Regions from separate parts of the Homo sapiens genome. Here region 1 is linked to region 2. Evidence: read pairs that join two places in POLR2A ChIA-PET (ENCODE). Cell type or tissue: MCF 10A. All regions are shown on one strand. Links, peaks and the distances in the headings refer to the core of each region. The heading gives the core; the rest is flanking DNA.

What was found. Peaks named below come from ENCODE experiments on the same cell type or tissue, not always from the same donor. Only the 100,000 strongest peaks of a DNase experiment are listed, where the experiment ranks them.
Region 1: POLR2A ChIA-PET joins it to region 2 with 12 read pairs; 8 of 35 experiments call an interaction of 5 or more read pairs at or near these places.

The regions. Positions count from the first base shown.
Region 1 is chr9:130,707,306-130,719,548 of GRCh38, reverse strand. It overlaps LOC128092248, which reads right to left and starts at 5,923. Exons shown (of 1, transcript NM_001414901.1): 1 at 5,825-5,923. The coding sequence starts at 5,923. The coding sequence ends at 5,825. It also overlaps a transcript of ABL1 not described here. RefSeq lists a silencer at 6,199-6,838 and an enhancer at 6,476-7,152. In MCF 10A, for the core only: no CTCF peak of the experiment used is centred there; a DNase peak (open chromatin) is centred at 6,828.
Region 2 is chr9:130,774,254-130,786,496 of GRCh38, reverse strand. LOC124902288 (a long non-coding RNA gene) reads left to right here. Exons shown (of 3, transcript XR_007061823.1): 3 at 3,703-3,829. It also overlaps a transcript of ABL1 not described here. Among named protein-coding and RNA genes, the nearest start is that of ABL1, 55 kb to the left of the region's middle. In MCF 10A, for the core only: no CTCF peak of the experiment used is centred there; DNase peaks (open chromatin) are centred at 5,126 and 5,436.

The DNA of each region.
Region 1 (12,243 bases), core at 2,471-10,470, 67 kb after region 2:
ATTTATTTATTTATTTTGAGATGGAGTCTCACTCCGTCGCCCAGGCTGGGAGTGCAGTGGCGTGCAATCTCAGCTCGTTGCAACCTCGACCTCCTGGGTCTAAGCAACTCTCCTGTCTCAGCCTCCCGAGTAGCTGGGACTACAGGCACCTGCAACCACGCCCAGCTAATTTTTGTATTTTTAGTAGAGACAGGGTTTTACCTTCTTGGTCAAGCTGGTCTCAAACTCCTGACCTCAGGTGATCCACATGTGTCAACCTCCCAAAGTGCTGGGATTATAGGCATGAGCCACCGTGCCTGGCCTCAGTTTTTAAATCTTCGAATTTTTCGTATTATAAGATAACCCAAGTTTGTTGTAAAAAGACACTTGGAACATCACACAAACCAAAAAGAGAAAGTTTTCTCCGATTCCACCTAAAGCTCCAAGTCCCTAGAGATAAAAATTTCGGTGTAAAATCCTTCCATACTTTTTTTTCCTGGACATACACAAATAAACAGATATTTTTGTTTTACAAAAATGGGGCCATACCATAAATAATGATTTTCAAATTGCTTTTTTTCTACTCACCACAACACAGACATCATTCAGTGTTAGTACTTCAGCAACAAACATCCCTATGTGCCTTCTTGATAGACTTTCCATAGCAACAGTTCTCAAACTTTGTTTTGAGATGGGGTCTTGCTCTGTTACCCAGGCTGCAGTGCAGTGGCGTGATCATGGCTCACTGCAGCATTGGCCTCCCGAGCTCAAGTGACCCTCCCACCTCAGCCACTCAAGTAGCTGGGAACACAGGTGTGATAACACGTCTGGCTAATTTCTTTTGTTCTTGTTGTAGAGACAGGGTCTTCTTATGTTGCCCAGGATGATCTTGAACTCCTGGGCTCAAGCAATCCACCTGCCTTTGGCCTCCCAAAGTGTGAAATTACAGGCATAAGCCACAGTGCCTGGCCTCAAACTTTTTAATCTCAGGCCCTTGTCACACTCTTGAAAAATAACCGAAGGCCCCTAAGAGGCTTAGTTTGTGTAGGTTATCTCATCAATAGTTACCACATTAGAAATGAATACTGAAATTTAAAAACATAATTATTCATTTAAAAACAAATATTTTTATTACTGGAAAATAACTGTTTTCTCCCCCCAAAACAGACTTTCTAGATAACCGTAGATATTGTTCTTTGATGCTACATCAAAACATGGTAAATGGTAGTTTCTTTTTTTTTTTTTTTTTTTTGAGACAGAGTCTCATTCTGTTACCCAGGCTGAAGTGCAGTGGTGCGATCTCAGGTCACTGCAACCTCTTCCCCCGGGGCTCAAGATATTCTCCTGCCTCAGCCTCCTGAGTAGCTGAGATTACAGGTGCATGCCACCACGCCCATCTAATTTTTGTATTTTTAGTACAGACGGGGTTTCATCACGTTGGCCAGGCCAGTTTCGAACTACTGACCTCAAGTGATCCGCCTGCCTCATCCTCCCAAAGTGCTCGGATTACAGGCGTGAGCCACCACACCCAGCCAGGAATTTCTTTTTTTTTTTTTGAGACAAGAGTTTCGCTCTTGTTGCCCAGGCTGGAGTGCAATGGCGTGATCTCGTCTCAATGCAACCTCCGCTCCGGGGTTCAAGCAATTCTCCTGCCTCAGCCTCCTGAGTAGCTGGGATTAGAGGCATGTGCCACCACGCCCGGCTAATTTTTTACTTTTGGTAGAGACAGGGTTTCTCCATGTTAGTCAGGCTGGTCCTGAACTCCCGACCTCAGGTGATCTGCCCACTTCGGCCTCCCAAAGTGCTGGGATTACAGGCGTGAGCCACTGTGCCCGGCCTAGCCAGGAATTTCTTAAAGGCTGGCTGCCTTTAAGAAACTCTACCAATGAACTGTATTTTTTTTTTTTTTTACCCCCCAGAGACACGGTCTCCCTCTATTGCCCAAATTGGAATGCAGTGCTGTGTTCATGGCTCACCGCAGCCTCGACTCTTTGGCTCCAGTGGGAGCTTGGCTAATTTTTTAAATTTCTGTAGAGGTAAGATCTCACTAGATTGCACAGCTGGGTTCGAACTCCTGACCTCAGGTGATCCACCTGCCTCGGCCTCCCAAAGTGCTGGGATTACAAGCACGAGCCACAGCACCTGGCCTCCATTTTGCACTTTGAATGGATCTTTAACCTGTGCATGATTTTATATCATGCATTGATCATTTAGAAAATAATGGTTTGGCTGGGCACGGTGGCTCACACCTGTAATCCCAGCATTTTGGGAGGCTGAGGTGGCCAGATCATTTGAAGTCAGGAGTTCAAGACCAGCCTGGCTAACATGGTGAAACTCCATCTCTACTAAAAATACAAAAATTATTCACTTGTGGTGGTGCATGCCTGTAATCCCAGCTACTCAGGAGGCTGAGGCACGAGAATTGCTTAAACCTGGGAGGTGGAGGTTGTAGTGAGCCGAGATCATGCCACTACACTCCAGCCTAGACAACACAGCAAGACTCTGTCGCAAAAACGAACAAAAAAGAAAATATTGATTTACTGATTTATGTAGATCTTCCAAATAATACATTTCATTATAAGATATTAAAATATGGCATCTGTAAATATTACCACCAATCTCTATATCACAGAGGCAGATAAAAATTCTCCATTAGCCAGGCATGGTGGTGCACACCTGTAATCCCAGCTACTTGGGAGGCTGAGGCAGGAGAATCGCTTGAACCCGGGAGGCAGAGGTTGCAGTGAGCCGAGATTGCACCACAGCACTCCAGCCCGGGCGACAAGAGCGAAACTCTACCCCGAAGAGGAAAAAAAAAAAATTCTCCAAAATCCTAATTTTCACTGGAAAGCTAAAATTTCATCATTGGCAACAAATGCTACCTGTTGTTTTCTTTGAAAGATTCCTTCATACACTTTTTAGTCTGAATAACCATAGTTTGTCATAGTTTCAAGTAAAAATGGCAGTCCATGAAAAAAGTGGCTAGTTCAGTTTGCAACCCAACCACCAAAGTGCTTTTCCTGGAGATAATCATTATACTTTACTGTACAGAAGTGCTTGATGCATACCCCCCTTTTTAACCCACAGAATATTAAGAAGACATACACAAGGGTCAAAATGTAATAAAATTAATAATTTTTGCTGCTTCATCAAGGTATTGTCCAGTGAAAACTAGCCAGGCGCAGTGGCTCACTCCTGTAATCCCAGCACTTTGGGAGGCCAAGGTGGGTGGATCACCTGAGGTCAAGAGTTCAGGACCAGCCTGGCCAACATGGCGAAACCCCGTCTCTACTAAAAAATACAAAAATTAGCCGGGCGTCAGTGACGCGTGCCTGTAGTCCCACCTACTTGGGAGGCTGAGGCAGGAGAATCGCTTGAACCCAGGAGGCAGAAGTTACAGTGAGCCGAGATCGCCACACTGCACTCCTGCACTCCAGCCTGGGTGACACACAGAGACTCTGACTCAAAAAAAAAAAAAAAAAAAAAAAAAAAAAAAAGGACATTTTTCAGTGAAAAGTGGATATATATGTGTGTGTGTGTGTGTATATATATATTTAGTTTGTTTAACTGTGAGTGCACGTCATGAAGAATGCAATGACTACAAGTATAGTTAGGTGCCACAACCCTGAATCATGCTAAGACACCTGCTTTACTTTTGTACCATTACTGCAAACGTCAACACAGCAAAAGAGACAAGACCTTGGTACTCTATTAACAAGAAAATAGTTTTAGCCTCTCAACCCCTGAAGAGATATCAGGGACACACAGGGAACTACACTGCTTTCTCTACTAGCTTCCCAGAATGGGATTACTGGGTCATTGGCACGTACATTTCAAATTCTGATAAGTTCCGCCAAAGCTCTCCAAAAAGTCTGTTCCAATTTTCACTATGTAAGGTGCATGATCATCACTAGTTAAAATGTAAATAATTCACTTTTTAAATCCTGAATTTGGGAACCATCATAACAACACATTACCATATTTGCCTGCCTAAAAACAAAGCTAAAATAGAACTAATGTTTCAAGGCAAAGTAAAATCCAAGCACCCGGATTTATTTAGATGAAGTGAATATTTTCCCGTAAGAAAGTAAAACTTCAGCTGTCAAATGCAAGTTCATCCAACAGAAGCCTTTGTTGACTGCAGTCACCCAATGTTGGGGTATTTCTGAATGAATTTCAAAGTATAAGCCACTGGCACACTTCATACGTTTGCTTATAGGATAGGTGGGCTCAACTGATTTTTTAATATAAAGGACACAATCCAAAAAATGTCAGGCTGCAACAGTACAAACAGTAACCCTAATTAACTGGTTATAGACATCAGTGTAAGCCGACCCTTAGCTTTAACTTCGCACAGAATTACTGGACATGAACAACATAAAATGTACGGGCAGCATTCAAATGCCAAATATGTTCATAAAAATGTCACAGATAACCTTTATTGGCCCAAATATCATTCTAAACAGGGAGAAGACAGGATGAAAGCTTCATCAACGAGGAAGAGATTACTCCTTATGGAAGGTAAGACAGAAGCTGTCTATCTAAAATTCACAAGGAATGCTGCTTCCCCACTTGATTTTTCCCACATGGCTCCAAAGTGAGTATTTTCAAGTCCTACTTACGAAGGAAAAGGTCAAGGATATTAGCGTCAACCAGTATCTATGATTCTTAACTTTCTCAGGAACACAAACCACTTTGAGAATATGATAAAAGCTCTCTGTAGACAAAGCAGTAAAGAATCCATGCTTGTCAGAAGAGCCCACGACTTCGGTTAGAGCAGAATCATAGAACCAGGGACCCTAAGAAACCACTGAAGTCCAGCCCCTCAGGAAACTAAAGCCCTGGAACAGTAAAGTGGCTTGTCCAAGGTCAACAGTGAATTAGCAGAGGAATCAGGCAAGAAATAAGCAACTCAAATAGATTTTGAATAAAGCCGAAGTCACGAAGTAACTTTTTCTTATACAAAGAAAGTTCCACTAAGAGATAACTACAGTAACAAATTTATTAAGTGGAATTGGAAGGAACTGTCGCAAGTACTGTTGTTCAAAGTTCCTTGAAGGCCTAAGATGAATGCATGAGGAAAACCATGAGCAGAAATTTTGAAAAGCACTCACCATGTTCCACAAAAACATTGCAGTGTGGACCCCCATGCCTCGATGATTCCTTCTTCCCTGCTCCTTTGATAAAATGCAGGGCAGGCAAGCTTGGCCTTCTTTGGTCCCCAAGTACTTTTCCAGGCTGCTGCCCCATAAAGTAATAATAGGTACCCCTTTCCAGAAGAGGGTTCAAGATCTTCCAGAACGGTCAGCGAGCGTAGAGGGAAATGGCATATACGTGGGATTTCACATTCGCTGCATCTCCACAAGTCAGCAATTGAAGTCAATCACAGAAAGACATCTTCCATAACAAAAGGAAGCACTTTTTTTAGGTTGACACTTGCAAGCAGGAGTTCCAATTATTTTCGCGGTTATCAATTTCATGTAATTGCAATGTTACCCAAAAGTTTCTTGATTTGTTTTAAACGGGCTGAATAACAATTTCTTTTCAAGAAGAAAAACCTAAACAGAAATATTCACAGGGGATGCTGAAAAGGGTCAATAATGCTAGTCATTTCAATTCTCACACATAAAGGAAACGCTGATGGTCTTTGGCTACTCCTCCAGAACTTTTCCTGTGGAAGTCACCAACCCCCTATCTTAGCTTCTTCATCTTCCAACAAATTTCCTGCCGAACTAGTGGCCGCTCTCGCTTCTCTGCTTTGCTCTCCGGAAAAGGACACGGGTCACCCAGATTTCAGCGAGTTTGCCCTCGACTCTGACGAAAAGGAATGCATTGCCAGCAACTTTTAAGTCCGCTTTTTAAAAGGCCTGTGGAACCAATCCAGACTTTTCCTTTGCATTAAAGTTTTTGGCTGAGCTGAGACTAAGGGGGCCGTAGGTGACATTGGAAGAAGTCAGGGCATTAGAGGCTCGCGGGAGCCACCTTGGGGGAAGGGGAGACCCCTTGACAGCAAGGGAGGGATTTGAATGGGAGGCTCCGTGGCCAAAGTTGGGGCCGGGATCCGGAATAAGGGGCGGCTTGGGGCTGAGGGAAGCTGTCGGGGCGCGGCACGGGCAGCTTACTCCGGGGCGACGCTCTTCCACGCCTCAGAAAACGGGGTGTCCCAAGCTGGGGGAAACAGACCACCCGCAGTGTCCCAAAGCCGGGGCGGGGCTGTAAGGGACGAAGGACTCTCGCGGCCCAGACAGCGGAAGGCGGGCCCCGTGTAGAGGAGGCCCGGCCGCCTCAGCTGCCCCAAGCCCGGGGGTCTCTGCCCGAGACACCCCCTCCCCCGGCCCCGGACGCTGACACCACCACCGCCCTCAGGCAGTCACATCTCCCGAGCTCCGCCGAGGGACCCAGCCGCCCCCCGCCGGTAGGGGCCGTGGACAGCGGAGGGGCTCCTCAGCCGCAGGACCCGGGAACCGGCTCCGGCTCCAGCGCTGCTCAGGCACAGACACCAAACCCCGCGGCCGCCATGATGGATTACGAGCCGCTCCACAACGAGGCCAGGCCCCGCCCTCGGCCCCGCCCACGGCGACGTCCGGAGCCCGCCTCGAGGGGACCCGGATGCCCCAAGAGCCGCTTTCCCGGGACACCGCCGCCCCTCCCGGCTCTGGTCCCACTGCCTGCGAAAGCCCGGCCCGGCACGACCTTTTAAATGTGGCTTCTCTGAGCGCAAGGTGAGTGGTAAGGAAGCACCCGCCTCCTCTGTATTGCCATTGGCCTCCGAGAATCCGGGTCAGGCCTCTTTCCTCCGTCCCATTGGCCGGTGGGAGCAGTAGGGTTGGATCTCCCAGCCAACCGTGTTCGGCGCAGTCCGCGGTGCGTGCCGGGAGTTGTGGTCCCATGGCACGCGCCCGAGTCCGCCTGCACCAAGACTCCTGGCCCGGGCCCCGACTTCTGGGGCTCGGCCCCGCCCTCCTGGGACCTGGTAGATTCTTGCCGGCCTAGCGTAGGCCGGACCGCGTCTCCCCGGCGCGAGTAGTGAGACCTGGAAGAGCCAAAGCGAGGGAAAAATTGCGGATTGGATTTTCCTGGAAGCGGAGTCGGATAACCTCCTTCAGTCTCTAAGGGAGAAAATTTGGCTCGCTCCTAGAAACCAAGGTTTTTGATGCCTTTCAAGCCCTTCACCCTCCAAAAAGCATAAATATTAGAACTAGCGGGCCGGGCGCGGTGGCTCACGCCGGTAATCCCAGCACTTTGGGAGGCCGAGACGGGCGGATCACCTGAGGTCGGGAGTTCGAGACCAGCCTGACCAACATGGAGAAACCCCGTCTCTACTAAAAATACAAAATTAGCCAAGCGTGGTGGCACATGCCTGTAATCCCAGCTACTCAGGACGTTGAGGCAGGAGACTCGCTTGAACCCGGGAGGTAGAGGTTGCGGTGAGGCGAGATGGCACCATTGCACTCTAGCCTGGGCAACAAGAGCGAAACTCCGTCTCAAAAAGAAAAAAAAAAAAAAACTAGCGAAGAAATATACAGACATAGGGAAAACATCCGACATGTTGCTAACGAATTCAACTGTTTCTTTGGGCATTAGGAGGCTTACTCATTACAGAAAAGGCATTTGTTGGGTTTGCCAGGCGCTATCAGATGTTTGCCCCAGAACGAACCTTTAACATTATAAACATTTCACAGGTGGACACGTGTTCACATGAAAACATCCTCTATATTAGCCGAGAAAATGCCCAGATGGTTGGGTTTAGCAAGTCGGCAGAACCAATGACCTAGATGTGCCAAAGCCACACCTAACAAATAATCCATGTTCTGCGACTAAAAAGCACCTTGGTCCCTATTATAGGCTCTCCACGCCTCCCCAGAGCGCTGCACCTGACAGGCATCCCATTTCTCCCTTTCCTTCCTTTTCTTTCTTTTCTTTTTCCTTTTCCTTTCCTTTTTTCCTCTTTCTTTCTTTCCTTCCTTTCTCTTTCCTTCTTTCTTTCCTTCTCTTTCCTTCTTTCTTTCCTTTTTTTTTTTTTCAGATGGAGTTTTGCTCTTGTCGCCCAGGCTGCGATGCAGTAACAGGATTTCAGCTCACTGCAACCTTCACCTCCCGGATTCAAGCGATTCTCCTGCCTCAGCCTCCCGAGTAGCTGGGATTACAGGCATACACCATCACACGTGCCTAATTTTTGTATTTTTAGTAGAGACAGGGTTTCACCATGTTGGCCAGGCTGGTCTCGAACTCCTGACCTCAAGCGATCCACCCACCTTGGCCTCCCAAAGTGGTGGGATTACAGGCGTGAGCCACTGCTCCTGGCCCGAGATCCCATTTCTAAGGAGGGATCCACTTATCACAGCTCCTACTTTACACCGAGCACTGTTTACACTTTCCATAAACTGCATTATCTCATGTAATCCTCACTATAGCCCAGTGAGGCATGTAATACTATTCCCCATAATACAGATGGGGAAACAGAGATGTGACTTACCTACCCAAGGTCACTTGGCCAATGTGTGACAGAGTCACAATTTCATCCCAGACTGACCTTGCTCCAAAACCCATGGTTCCCACTGTACCATTCAGTATCAAAAACCTGTTGATCTGAGACCACTGATTTTTCACAAGTTGCTACTGATATCGGAGGAACAGCTGCACGATGAGTGTTGTACATTCAGCTATTATATTAAGTATTTTAGAAATATTTCTGTCGCATTGAAAGATGACACTTATTTTTGATACTGGTTTCAAGAGGAATTAGTTACTTGGAAGGTACGGAATGGAAAACATGAAAAATTGTGCGTAGATTTAGAACTGGAATTTATAAATTCAGATGTGATTTGGTTTAGCTTTGTTCTCTCACAAAATTATCTGGCTGACAATCTTAGTTCTGATCTGTAGTGTCATTCTTCAACTGTGAATGCCCTTGTTCTGCTTTATTTACCCATTATTTATTATTTACTTATTTATTTTGAGGCAGTCTTGCTCTGTTGCCCAGGCTGGAGTGCAGTGACACGATCTCTGCTCATTGCAACCTCCACCACCCAGGCTGAAGCGATTCTCCTGCCTCCCAAGTAGCTGGGATTACAGGCACATGCCACACACCTGGCTAATTTCTGTATTTTTGTAGAGATGGGGTTTCACCATGTTGGCCAGGCTGGTCTCAAACTCCCGACCTCAGGTGATCCGCCCTCTTGGCCTCCCAAAGTGTTGGTATTACAGGCATGAGCCATTGTACTTGGCCTATTTACCCATTATCTTATCCTGATTATATCCTAATTATTCCTTCTGGAGATTGTGCTTTCTTTTTATTCCCATTCATACTTTAGTCATTTTCTCCAGATTCTTTTTTTTTTTTTTTGAGACGGAGTCTCGCTCAGTCGCCCAGGCTGGAGTGCAGTGGTGCAATCTCAGCTCACTGCAAGCTCCGCCTCCCGGGTTCACGCCATTCTCCTGCCTCAGCCTCTGGAGTAGCTGGGACTACAGGAGCCCGCCACCATACCTGGCTAATTTTTTTTGCATGTTTAGTAGAGACAGGGTTTCACCGTGTTAGCCAGGATGGTCTCGATCTCCTGACTTCGTGATCCACCCACCTCAGCCTCCCAAAGTGCTGGCATTACAGGTGTGAGCCACCGCGCACATGCTTTATTCTCTAGTTTAGCTTAAAATTGAGCAGTCAAATCAGAACCCCTAATACACATTTTTTTAAACTAACAATTCATGGCCGGGTGCGGTGGCTCACACTTGTAATCCCAGGACTTTGGGAGGCCGAGGCAGGTGGATCACTTGAGGTCACGAGTTTTGAGACCAGCCTGGCCAACATGGTGAAACCCCTCACTACTAAAAATACAGAAATTAGCCGGGCGTGGTGGCATATGCCTGTAATCCCAGCTACTTGGGAGGCTGAGGCAGGAGAATTGCTTGAGTCTGGGAGGCAGAGGATGCAGTGAGCTGAGATTGCGCCACTGCCCTCCAGTCTGGGAGACAGAGACCATGTCTCAAAAAATAAATAACAATTCACTTAAGAAGCATTTATTGAACATCTGTATGTGAAGCACTGCTTTAGGTGCTGAGACACAGTGGTGGGGGAAGAAACCCACCCTTGTCCTCATGGAACCTACATGGAAGGATGGGCAATAAGCAAAATAACAATCCAAACAAAAGATCAGCCTCAATGCTGGAATTAAATTTCTGGGTCCATAAACTTTCAGTCAGTCCAGTCCATCCTCTAAAGGACTGCATTATGACACCTCCCTAGAGCTTAAATCTACATTGATTCACAATTCAAAGGGGCTTCATCAAGTCCCTTTAATTCTGAGTTCATTTCTTCACCCGTAAATGGAGGTCATAGCTTACTTTACAAGGGTTTTGGGTTTTTTGTTTAATTTGATTTGTTTGTTTGAAGACAGGGCCTTACTCTGTTGGCCAGGCTGGAGTGCACTGGCACAATCTCAGCTCACTGCAGCCTCGACTTTCTGGGTTCTGGTGATCCTCTGGCCTCAGCCTCCCAAGTAGCTGGGACTACAGGGACATGCCACCACACCTACGTTTTTTTGTTGTTGTTGTTTTGTAGAGACAGGGTTCATGAGGATCAAACTAGATCTCATTTGGTTTTCCACAAAGATTGGGACTATGCTTCCTGGGAGTCACAGCAGAGGTCAGCTGCACCTGATCTAAAGCCTTATCCCTAGTTTTCCACTTTGCCATTTTCTTGTTTTAGGTGAGCCCCATGCCCAATGCCCAGACTCTAGTATTTTTTTCTAGAGATGCACTGTATTTTTTTTTTTTTTTTTTTTTTTGGAGACAGAGTCTCACTCTGTCACCCCGGCTGGAGTGCAGTGGCACGATCCCGGATCATTGCAACCTCCACCTCCCGGGTTCAAGCGATTCACCTGCCTCAGCCTCCTGAGGGATTACAGGCACCCACCACCACGCCCAGCTCATTTTGTATCTTTAGTAGAGATGGGGTTTCCCCATGTTAGCCAGGCTGATCTCAAACTCCCGACCTCAGGTGATCCGCCCGCCTCAGCCTCCCACAGTGCTGGGATTACAGGTGTGAGCCACCGCACCCGGCCAATGCACTGTACTTTAAAAATGCCTGTATAATACTGTAGAATGATACTTTTTTTAAAAACCGAGGCACAGTCTCAAGAGGTCCTGAGAACATAGGCCCTGAATGATACTGTTAAGGGCTTAAAAACTAGAATCCAAAGCCTGGCAAATGCCTGACAATCGGAAATAAATATTGCTTGGCTGGGTGTGGTGGCTCACACCTGTAATCCCAACACTTCAGGAGGCCAAGGCAGGCAGATCACCTGAGTTCAAGAGTTCAAGAGCAGGCTGACCAACATGGCGAAACCCCATCTCTACTAAAAATATAAAAATTCAGCTGGGCGCAGTGGCTCATTCCTGTAATCCCAGCACTTTGGGAGGCTGAGGCGGGCAGATCACGAGGTCAGAAGATAGAGACCATCCTGGTTAACACAGTGAAACCTCGTCTCTACTAAACATACACAAAATTAGCTGGGCATGGTGGCACGTGCCTGTAGTTCCAGCTACTCAAGAGGCTGAGGCAGGAGAATCGCTTGAACCCGGGAGGTGGAGGTTGCAGTGAGCCAAGATTACGCCACTGCACTCCAGCCTGGGTGACAGTGAGACTCCGTCTCAGGAAAACAAACAAACAAACAAACAAAAAAATTAGCTGGGCGTGGTGGTGGGTGCCTGTAGTCCCAGCTATGCAGGAAGCTGAGGCAAGAGTATCACGTGAACCCGGGAGGCGGAGGTTGCAGTGAGCTGACATCCCGTCACTGTACTCCAGCCTGGGGGATAGGGCGAGACTTTGTCTCAAAAAAAAAAAAAAAAAAAAGTAATATTGAGTAATATTGTCATATATTGAATAAATCCCTTCAAGTTCATATATCTTCATTAAAAGTGATTCAGTTAAAGCAACCCCCCAAGTTGCTAAAGGGATTCAGTACCATGTAAAGATTTCAGTTTATTCCATTAAAAAAAAAAAACACAAAACACCTACTGGAATTACACTTAACAATGGCGCCCTCTAGTGGGCCACTGCAAGGAAATAATCACCAATAATTGCTTTTAGATAAGCAATTTTGTGTTAGTTCCACTTAATAGGTAATCACCATTCAGCAGATACTGGATGAACAGCATGGGCTGGCAGGCTGGGAGACACCAAGTGAGGAGGGTAAATAAGCTGACATATGGCCCTGGGGAAAACCAAACCCAGCTACTCAGGAGGCTGAGGCAGGAAGATTGGCT
Region 2 (12,243 bases), core at 2,250-10,249:
TAAAAGAATTATTAACAAAAAGTAGATACTGCTAAGAGAGCGTTCTGTGTTTTCTGAGATTCTGTATTCATCTATTTGGCATCCATTAGTCTAATCACAGGGTCAAACTCACACACAGCCAAAGCTGTTTCCGTCTCCCCTGCCACCCAGAGCCCATTCTCTGAACCACCTCCTTATCTAACTCTCACACACAGAGCCAATATTTCTCCTACCCTAAATCACCCAGAGCTAGGAACCAGACAACGAGGGACGGCCCTCTGCCCCAGGGCCCCCCAGAATTATCCAAAATAGCCAATCCTCAGATGTTTCCCTGGCCCTGTCTGGCCTTTCCCACAGAAGCCCAACAAAGGCTCTGGCCTGGGCGTTCCCCCAGCTCCTTTCTGCCCTGTGGATGGTGCTTCCCCATGTGCCTGTGTGGTGTGGCGTGGCATGCTCCCCTCTTGGAAATGGAAGTAATAAACATTTTCCATTTTCTTTTATTGGGATTGGCCTTTCTGTGCCATCACTCAATAACCTCCACAGACTGAAGTCCCACAGGAGATTTTTTTTTTTTTTTTTTTTTTTTTTTAGTTTTGAGACAGAGTTCCAGAATGTCGCCCAGACTGGAGTGCAGTGGCACGATCTCAGCTCACTGCAGCCACCATCTCCCGGGTTCAAGCGATTCTTGTGCCTCAGCCTCCTGAGTAGGTGGGATTACAGGCATGCACCACCATGCCCAGCTAATTTTTGTATTTTTAGTAGAGACGGGGTTTCACCATGTTGGCCAGGTTGCTCTCGAACTCCTGACCTCAAGTGATCTGCCCGCCTTGGCCTCCTGAAGTGCTGGGATTACAGGTGTGAGCCACCACGCCCGGCCGAGATTTTTAACAAATGACAGAAGAGTAAAAGAGGACCCAGGGGTACAGAAGTAGCAAATGAACAAAGTGTCTACTACTTAGAGCCCACTATATTACTATGTGTCTTAAAAAGGGCAGGTAGAGTGAAGAGGGAGGAACTAAGAACTTAGGAGAGCCTCCCCCAACCCCAAAGCTGAGATTCAGACTCTTCAGAAAGGGCACAGCTCCACAGGAACACACAGCATGCCGGTGGCAAACATGCTTGTCAGAGGGCGTGATCCAGAGCTGGCCCAGGGCAGCAGCCCACCACGTGGTGGAGAAACTCCCTGCAGGGTGTGTGTGGTTGGAGCTGGTGCACGGTACCACCCACTGGGCTGTCTATGATGGCTGATATGTGTTTCTGGGCATCTTGCACGCCAGTCCACTGATACTCACTCACCAGTGAAAATCAGCACACTGGGAAAGGACGCCCTCCTCCCACCATGACCTTGCCATGTCCCTCCAGCACTCTGTTGACAAAGCCTAACACCTCGCCAGCAGGCAAAGGAAAACTGTTGACAGAGTCCAGTTCCCATGTCACGAAACATGGCAAAGCAGAATGGATTTGGAGATAACAAGCAAGAAATTGATAACTAGCACAGGTGGGGAGAGGGTAGACTGGTCGTCAGGTTGAAGGGAAGGCACTGGGGCTTTTGCCCCACTTCCTAATTGAAACTCTAGGAGAAGACCACCTCGCAGATGCAACCTTCCACTCATCCCAACACGGATGGCTACAGAATAAAATGGCCGTGTTGCATGGCCTTATGCAGGGGAAGCATCTCGGTTTTAGCACTCTAAGCCTCCTGTAGCTTAACTAGTAAGAAAGAGAGTGAAGTTCCACTTGGAAGCCATGACATCTGCTGCAGGGTGAATGTACCAAAAGGAAGCAAGGACAGTTCCCTGGCCCTGATGGAGACAAAAGAAAAAAATTCAAGACCACCAACCACACTTCAGGGGATACCTGCGAAAGGCCCAGGGACCAGACCAGACCAGACTAGATGAGCAAAGGCAGCAAGCATAGGCCAGGGCCTCCCTCACCTCCACAAAAATCTCACAATCCCCCAAGACCAGATGCTGGTTTTTAATGGGGGATGGCAGGATATATGAAAAAATCCAGAATTTACCCAAAAGATACTGTTTAAGCCAAAAGAATATAAGACCTTATTAACTGGCCAAAATACCACTCTTTGCTTCTCCCCATTTCTAGATGATGACTTATGAGGAAGACAGATTGGTGATTTTTTTAAATGCTGTAATTTCTCTGCACAGCTAAGTAGCAGTATATAAACCTATAACCCCACTATATTACTATATGTCTTTAAAAGGGCAGGGGTTGGGGGGACAAAAAAACACAGAAATTTGTATATTCGTAGAATATTATACTTCTTCAAATCGAAGATGCCACTGCAAGAGGTGCCTTTATTTTATGTATCACTAAATCATGTGCCAATTAAACCATGGCATTATATTGCTTTTAAGATGTACCCTGATTTTAGAGATTTTTTTTAAAAATGAGAAATAATGTACATTTTAGAATCAATTAAAGTGGCCCTGGAGAAATACAGAAGAAACTAGCAAGATGGGACTTACTGTTTATCAAGCGTCTTTTCTTGGTTGCTTGAATTTCCTTACCTTGTGGACGTTTTCTTAAAAACACACATGCACAAGCTGGGTGCTGTGGCTAATCCCTGCAATCCCAGCACTTTGGGAGGCCGAGGTGGGCAGATCACCTGAGCTCAGGAGTTCGAGACCAGCCTGGCCAACATGGTGAAACCCCGTCTCTACTAAAAATACAAAAATTAGCTGGGCGTGGTGATGCCCGCCTGTCATCCCAGCTACTCGGGAGGCTGAGGCAGGAGAATCGCTTGAACCCAGGAGGCAGAGGTTGCAGTGAGTGGAGACTGCGCCACTGCACTCCAGCCTGGGCGACAGAGCGAGACTCTGTCACAAAAAAAACAAAAAACAAACAAACAAACAAACAAAAAACACATGCACAAACTTCCACAGTGTTCACCTTAAATTCTGTCCTTAGAAGACAGCCTTGTCATTCTCAATTTGAGGGGAGACCTTACATTCCTACCTAGACACTTTCTAATTCCAACAAATATTTCTAATTCACAGCCACTTACATTCAAATCCAAATGTAATCTACTGCTCGACTTTGCAATTCAGGATATATCCTTTTGGTCCCCCGTTATCAGAATACATCTTTATGAACTAGCAAAGGATGCACTCCCTAAAGCTCTTGTGATTACTGCCAAGCTAAGTGTCCAAGCTAACACAGAGTAAACAATCACAGCCTCCATCTCATCAGGTCTCCAGAGTTCACATCAAGGATGCCAAAAAAAACACACAATTGATTTAATATTCCACACGAGAGTTACACTTAACACTGGGTGGTTATTTTTTACTTCACAGAAGTCTTCAGCTCCATGAATAACTCCACAGGCCATCTAATCCATCTTAAATTCACCAAATGGGTCATAATTAAAATATTACTGATACCTGGAGGATTCTGAATATGGACTGTATATCAAATAATGTTCCTGGATCAGTGTGGATTTCCTTAAGTGTGGCAATGATGTGATGGTGTAAGAGAGTGTTCTTGTTCTTGGCTATCGTGAGTATATAGCCAATTTCCAAGTGGACTGGTAAAAGGGAAATGTTTCTATGTAAGAGAGATAGCAAGTGTTAAGAGTTGATGAATCTAGGTGCATTGTTCTTTCAACTTTATAGGTTTGATGATTTTCATTGGAAATGTTTAAGAAAATAAAAACAACAATAAATGCTCTTGGTAAGTACAATCTGTCCTTCCCAACATCCTCAGGGAACAGAATTCCACAACTTCCCACGAAGCCAATCCAGCTGCAGCATCTTAGCAAGGACAGTCACCACCACAGCGGCAGCAGCAGCAGCTAACAGATGCTGGGGCTCTGCGCAGGCATGCTAAGACCTTCAGCGCATTATATCTTGGCATGTTCTCATTAATCCTATGAGGTGGGTGTGTGTTATCAACATTCACATCTCACAGGTGTGGGAGCCAAAGCTTCAGAGGGGTAACACGGTTAATGGTGTGATCCCACCCAAGTTAAGGGGAAAGCCAGGATTTAAAACTGGGTAGACAAACTTTGGAGCCCCAGGCTCTAAATTTACCCCTACCAGTCTCTTCAAACTTGGGTCAGGATCCATTCTTAGTCATGAGATCCACTACTAATGAGTCACAGCCTATCTTTTTCAAAATGAAATAAAATAGAAAATATCGGCCAGGTACAGTGGCTCACGCCTGTAATCCCAGCACTTTGGGAGGCCAAGGCAGGCGGATCACTTGAGGTCAGGAGTTTGAGACCAGCCTGACCAACATAGCAAAACCCCGTCTCTACTAAAAATACAAAAAAATTGGCCAGGCATGGTGGCGCATGCCTGTAGTCCCAGCTACTTGGGAGGCTGAGACAGGAGAACTGCTTGAACCTGGAAGGTGGAGGTTGCAGTAAGCCGAGATCACACCACTGCACTCCAGCCTGGGCAACAGAGTAAGACTGTCTCAAAAAAAAAAGAAAAAGAAAAAGAAAATATCACTCACTGTGCTCCACAATAAGGAAAAGTACTAATCCAGACCTTCTTCAGCTGTATATGTACATATATGCATATGTGTGAATGTGATGTATATACGTACATGTATGTGTGCATATGTGAATGCTAAGTCATAACTGAATATGTATTCCTCATATGGGTCACAATGCTTGAAAGCCACTGCATTATTCTATATTACCTCCTCCTCTTCTCTCATTTCCTGCCCAGAAGCCTCACTGTTTAGGAAACTAAATGGGGAAAAAAAAAATACAGATTTAGATGGTTAAGGGGAGAATTCCACTGGGAATTATCTAATCTCAAAATAAGCCAAAATAATATACTTTTAGTACACACTAATAGATAATAATGCAGCTGGCAAATCTGGTAATATAAAAGACATATTTTCAAATAGGAATTTGGATAATCCCCTTGGTGTTTGTTACAGTAAGATGTTATCTGGAATTCTATTAAAAGATTATCAATTTAAAAGTCAAGCTGAAACTGCATATATAAATATGGTCAATGGTTAAAATCAGAGGAAGATTCTTCTCTGGCAATTCTTCTCCACTGAAAATCCAAACGCATGTCAACATGACTGAGGGTCAAGAATGTTCAAAGAAAACTATTGTGACATTGCGGGAGGAGTCCAAAAGCAGCTAAGAGTGCGTGTGTGCCTGAGGGTGGGGATGGGGCACCCACACGGGCAAGTGAGAGGTGGAGAATTACTGTACCAGTGCCCTCCCAAACCAATCACCCTACTGTGTATCCTGTTTCAAAAGGCTAAATGGGAAAAGCAAAGAAAAAAATCATTCTACATGTGTTTAAGGTACGCCACTCAAGAAGGGTTTTCTGTGAATTAATCTTACCATTACCAAATGAAGTCATAGGAAGAATGTGCTATGTCTTTAAATCCATGGCTATTTTTCATTCCAAGTTTCTGTTTGGGGCCATTACTGCTCTCTTGGGACTGCGTTGACTCACTGCGTCTTCAGAATGACGCAAGTGAGGTTCTCTGCACAACTTCAAAACAGGCTGAATATATCCAGCAAAGGCTGGCTTCAGAGCCAACAGACCAATCAGGCACCCATTTGCAGAGTCGCTAGAACCAGGCAGGAGATGGGAACACTCTCCTCATTTTCAGTTTCATTAGGGTCTGATCACCTTCTTCAACAGGCAAAACAATTTGACTGTCTTAAAACAATCTTTTCTTAATTTGCCCGTTCTCTTTAGGACCACATTTCCACCTTCACTGCCCACTCAGAATCCTATCTACTTTCTTGGACTTACTTGGTCATATGGTAAGAAAAGAATGGAAACAAGAATTCCAGCCCAAATGTCTCCAGTGCTGAGTATCCCACATTTCTGGAGCTCCCTCCTCTCAACTTTTTTTTATCTAAATAAAAGAAAACTCCTCCTTCCTGGTGTCAGCCAGGCAGAGGAGAGAGGGAGATGAGGGAAGAGGGAGGAGAAAGGGGACAATTCGCCTAGAAATAGCAGGTACGAGTACAGATACGAGGTGAGCACTATCCAAAAACGAAAGTTGCAAGAGTTTTCATCTGGAGACTGGTCAGATCCAGACAGCTCCAAGATCAGCCCCAATATCACAAAGGTAAATATGGCTTCATCTGCATGGCCTGGATCCAGATAACCTCAGCATCACCTGGTTCACCGTATGGCTTCTTCCTAAAACAGCCAAAAGCCAGAGGAAAATGTGTTTGCTTTTTTTTGAAGTGGTTCACAAAATGGGCTGTTCAATTTCTTTTTTGAGACTGAGTCTCACTCTGTCGCCCAGGCTGGAGTGCAGTGGTGTGATCTTGGCTCACTGCAACCTCTGCTGCCTGGGTTCAAGCGATTCTCCTGCCTCAGCCTCCAGAGTAGCTGGGATTACGGGTGCCTGCCACTGCGCCCGGAGTATTTTTTTGTAGTTTTTAGTAGAGAAGGGGTTTCACCATCTTGGCCAGGCTGGTCTTGAACTCCTGACCTCGTGATCCAGCCACCTCGGCCTCCCAAAGTGCTGGGATTACAGGCGTGAGCCACCGCGCCCGGCCCAGGGCTGCTCACTTTCACACAGTGCTCTTTTTAAGAACATCCAAATTATAAAAGGCATCCATGGTGCCTGAAAGCAGAGTGGCTCTATTAATACAATGGCAGAGCAGCTGTAACTAATTAAACCTCTAGTAACCAAGCTAGCTGTCAGGTTTGCCCGCAGTATCCCTCAAAATCAGATGCAACTTCACCATATTTCTGTCTTATCCTTACCAAGATAATAGCTACCTAAAAGCATCAAGAGTATGACATTTGTTTTAAACCTAAAGTAACTCCCCACATAACACGTTACTTATATGGCATATAGGTTTGCTGTGTGTGCGTTTCTGGAGCAGCCTTGTTTGTTTAGTCAAGGCATTTCACCATCAAACATACCATTGCCAATCCAGTTCCCTCTAGAAATTTATAACCTCCCCCTCCCCAAGCATAAAGGGCTAAATGTATAGAGGACTAAACAGTATGAGGTCTTTAGCGTTGGGGAATAAAGACTTTAATATATCTCAAGATTTTACAGACTTTGTTTCAGAGGTGAAATGTACTGCGTTATGCCATAAATCAGCAAGCCCTAATGTCAAATAAAAAAATGGTGGGGGGCAGCACAGAGGCAAGAAGGATGGAATTTTTATAGTAAACAACCTTGCCATCATGAACGATGACTGTTATTAAACTGTGCTGCTGCTTTTCCAGTATCTTTCTTTCTCCCTCTGTGGATCTTCGTTGCCCTAACTACCATTTGACTCATCTTAACAAATGGCACACACATCTCCGGTGCAGTCGCTGCCACTCTGTGACTCCAGATTGGCTTTCACTCACCTGGCAGTGGCTTAGGCCAAAGACTGTGATCACCTCACAGCTGCAGGACTCTTCTGCACACAAGTAATTAGAAACTGATTCTAAGACGACATTCTTTAAAAGCCATAGTTCTTATCAGTATCTGATAATATTTAAATCTCACTTATCCTAATTCTCGATTAACTGGAAAGTTTTTCTTCCCTATTTGCCACAAATGTTTTTACTTTCAAGGAGAAAATGAAAAAACTGCAAAATACAAGGGACTTTTAAACAATTCTAAACAAGTTAAAGCTAAATCTCTAGGGGTTAAAGTATATTTGGTTGAATGGGCTGTGTTTTTCCTACCCGTAGGAATCCATAATATCACAGGAATTGAAATGATGCCTCTGGGGCTCCCGGTCAAGATGGTGGACTGAGCACATGCACTCATCCCCCTCCTGCCTGTGACCCCTTTAAATTACAGCCAAGGAGTAAAAAAGGTATAAACCACGACAATGGTGAGAACAGAGAAGCTGTCATCATACTAGATATTTCAACAAACTGGGGGATCTGAAAGTGGATGGGCAAGCATTGCTTGGCAAAGGAGAGCAGAGGAATTCACAGGTGAGGATCAAGCCCATCTGCCCAGAAGAGCCCCAAACATGAAGATGGCAAGTGCAGTGGAGGAAGGGAGTGAGACACAGAGGGCGGGGGAAAACCAGGGATCATACGTCTGTATATGAAGCGGCAGCCAGCCAAGGCACACGCCTGACCCACTTCTCCACCTCCTCACCCCCAGCAAGGAGGGGTCTTCTCTGAAGAACATAAAGTTTGGAAAGTATTAATGCAGTGTGTCAGTGTCCCAACACAAAGCCCTGAGAGGTTCCTCAATTCCCCTGCTCACAGTCTAGAAAGTACTAATGCAGTGAGTCAGTGTCCCAACACAAAGCCCTGAGAGGTTCCTCGATTCCCCTGCTCACAGTCTAGAAAGTACTAATGCAGTGAGTCAGTGTCCCAACACAAAGCCCTGAGAGGTTCCTCGATTCCTCTGCTCACAGTCTAGAAAGTACTAATGCAGTGTGTCAGCGTCCCAACACAAAGCCCTGAGAGGTTCCTCGATTCCCCTGCTCACAGTCTACAAAGTACTAATGCAGTGTGTCAGCGTCCCAACACAAAGCCCTGAGAGGTTCCTCGATTCCCCTGCTCACAGTCTAGAAAGTACTAATGCAGTGTGTCAGCGTCCCAACACAAAGCCCTGAGAGGTTCCTCGATTCCCCTGCTCACAGTCTAGAAAGTACTAATGCAGTGAGTCAGTGTCCCAACACAAAGCCCTGAGAGGTTCCTCGATTCCCCTGCTCACAGTCTAGAAAGTACTAATGCAGTGAGTCAGTGTCCCAACACAAAGCCCTGAGAGGTTCCTCGATTCCTCTGCTCACAGTCTAGAAAGTACTAATGCAGTGTGTCAGCGTCCCAACACAAAGCCCTGAGAGGTTCCTCGATTCCCCTGCTCACAGTCTACAAAGTACTAATGCAGTGTGTCAGCGTCCCAACACAAAGCCCTGAGAGGTTCCTCGATTCCCCTGCTCACAGTCTACAAAGTACTAATGCAGTGTGTCAGCGTCCCAACACAAAGCCCTGAGAGGTTCCTCGATTCCCCTGCTCACAGTCTAGAAAGTACCAATGCAGTGTGTCAGCGTCCCAACACAAAGCCCTGAGAGGTTCCTCGATTCCCCTGCTCATAGTCTAGAAGGTACTAATGCAGTGAGTCAGTGTCCCAACACAAAGCCCTGAGAGGTTCCTCGATTCCCCTGCTCATAGTCTAGAAGGTACTAATGCAGTGTGTCAGCGTCCCAACACAAAGCCCTGAGAGGTTCCTTGATTCCTCTACTCATTAGTCCAATACTGAAACCAGCCAATGGACAACCCCATCCACATATATAGGACTCCCAACACCCCTTCCATTCCCATGTTCTTAAGCATGAATGGACAACCAGGATTACCAGACTGCTGAGGAAAGCCTAGAGCATCACAGAAAAAGACCAAGATGAACAGATTATCCTGAAGGAAACAGATAATTCAGGAAACTGGAGATAATCCAAACTACAAAAAACCGTAACTCATATCCTCAGAGAGACCCATAAAGATTATATGCCCAGAAATCAAGAATGTGATACTAGGAGAAGGATTTTTTAAATAAGAGCTGTGGTAGTTAAAAAGTATGACTGCCAAAATAAAAAATTAATAGAAAATAAGTGAAAAATACTCAAGGAAAGAAATCTCCCAAAATCCAGAAAAAAAGACAAAGATCTAGGAAAACCAGCATTAAATTAATAAGAGTAAAGAGGCCAGGCATGGTGGCTCACACCTGTATCCCCAGCGCTCTGGGAGGCCGCGACAGAAGGATCGCTTGAGCCCAGGGGTTTGGGACCAGGCTGGGCAACATAGGAAGAACCCGTCTCAAATTAAAACCAAACAAAGAATAAAGAGCCCCCTCTAAGCAGCACCTCCCTTGTGGCTTCTGTAGCTTGTCTACACTAGCCCTGCAACTCCCCCCAGCTCCTCCAGGGCTACCAACTTCACACCAGCCTGTCCACCAACAGGCAGCCCCCAAAGACCTCAAGAAAAGAGTCACCACAGCTGCTGCTTTTTTTTTTTTTTGAGATAGAGTCTCACTTTGTCGCCCAGGCTAGAGTACAGTAGCACGATCTCTGGTCACTGCAACCTCCGCCTCCCAGGTTCAGGTGATTCTCCTGCCTCAGCCTCCCAAGTAGCCACCACGCCCAGATAATTTTTGTATCTTTAGTAGAGACGGGGTTTCGCCATGTTGGCCAGGCTGGTCTCGAACGCCTGACGTCAGGTGATCTGCCTGCCTCGGCCTCCCAAAGTGCTGGGATTACAGGCATGAGCCACCGCGCCCAGCCTCACCACAGCTTTTTAGGTTAACTTGAAGCTCACTTAATTGAATTTCACAGAGGATTGAGTATTAACAGGACTCAGGACTCTAAAGTTTAGCTCTGTTATCCCAAGGCCAGCTTTATGATTCCTGAGTGAGCTGCCATGTGATACCACATGACTAATTCTCTATTCATTCCACTTTTTCTTTTCCCTCACTATTCTTTCTTGCATTGCAGACATTCTTCCTTTTTGGATCATTTTCTCTTTTTTGAAAGTATAAAAGTTCCTTTGTGAGACCGTGCTGGAGACATCAGTTTTTGTTTATCTGAAAATGTCATTATCATGCTCTCATTACTAAATTATATTTTAGCTAAGTTTAAAATTCTAGGTTGACAATAATTTTTCTCTCAGCGCTTTTAAGATACTGTTCCACTGTCTTCTTTCTGGTTTCCATCGTTGCTGTAGAGAAGTCTCCTTTGAGTTTAATAGGGTTCCTTGGGAGGTAATCAGTTTCTCTCTGATTGCTTTTAAGATCTTATTTTTGTCTTTGGTGTTCTATTGGCCTTATATTTGGAGAAGACTTTTTTTTTTTAATTCCACGTGGGATTTGCTCTGATTCCTGAATCTAAAGATTCTTGTTTTTCACTATTCTTGGAAATTATTTAGCAATATCTCCTCAAATATTGTCTCTCATCTGTTATCTCTATTGACTTCTTTTCTCTCTCCTTATAGGCTTATATTTTAGACTTCTGTCTCTCTATGCTGCGTTTTGTATAATTTCTTCAGCTTTATCCCTCAGTTTACTAAATCTCTCTTCAGTTGTGTCTAACTTGTTAAACCCATCCACTGAAGTTTTAATTTCACTGATCGTAGTTTTCATTTCTTTTTTAGTTCTTTTTCAATTATTTGATTTTTCTTCATAGGATTTTAGTCCTTACTTGTTTTCTATTTCACATTTTATTTCTTTAAATGTTTTTAAACCAGTATTTTATATTCTGAATCTGACAGTTTTTATATCTAAAGCTATAAAGTACTATAGTTCTACTGTTCATTTTCCTGCTCTGTGATGCAAGGTTGTTTGTTTTCTCATGTTCTTAGTTTTGGATTGTGAGATCATGTTTGGAGAAGCTTTATCTTTGGGAATCTGGTGTTAAGACTGAGAAAAAGATAGATATAGTCCAAGAGGATATGCATTGACTTCTGCCAGCTAACTAGGAACTGTAGTAATCTAGGAACTCTAGCAACCTAGTATCTCTCTAAAATAATGTCTCTTCTTGGAATTTCACAAACTACAGAGGCCAGGTAAATTCAAACAAAGTTTAAAAGAAGGCATGCTTAGAATAAAAGTTATCTCGGGAGGTTTTTGTTTCCTCTCACTCAAAGTGCAGACCAAATCAGACAAGTTTCTTTCTCTTTGTTTTCTTTCCTTTCTTTCCTTCCTCACTTCCTCCTTCCCTCCCTCCCCCACTTTCTAACTTCCTTTCTTTCTTTCTTTTTTGAGATAGGGTCTCACTTTGTCACCCAGGATGGAGTGCAGTGGTGCAATCTCAGCTTCGGCTTCAACCTCCTGGGTTCAAGAGATACTTCAGCCTCAGCCCCTCAAGTAGCTGGGACTATAGATGCACGCCACCATGCCTGGCTAATTTTGTTTGTTTGTTTGCTTTTTGTTTTTGTTTTTTTAACAGATGAGGTTTCTCCATGTTGCCCAGTCTGGTCACGAACTCCTGAGCTCAGGCAATCCGCCCACCTCAGCCTTCCAAAGTGCTAGAATCACAGGCATGAGCCACCGTGCCTGGCAAGTTTCTTTTTTAAATATTCTGCCAACAGCTTATTCTTTCTAGTCTATCATTTTGCTCAAAGTGTAGCCAATCAATGATCTTAGCTTTATAGGGCAGTCTGAATTCCAAGTCCCTGTCTACTCATAGGCCCAAGATTATGTCTCCAGTTCCCCAAACAGCAGCCCTTAAGACTCAAGTGTCATCGACAGCTACCATATGACCAGCGATCCTGCTCCTATTTACCCAAAGGAAAAGAAAGCAAATGTCCACACAAAGCTTTGCTCATACTGCAGGAAAAAGGCAAAAAA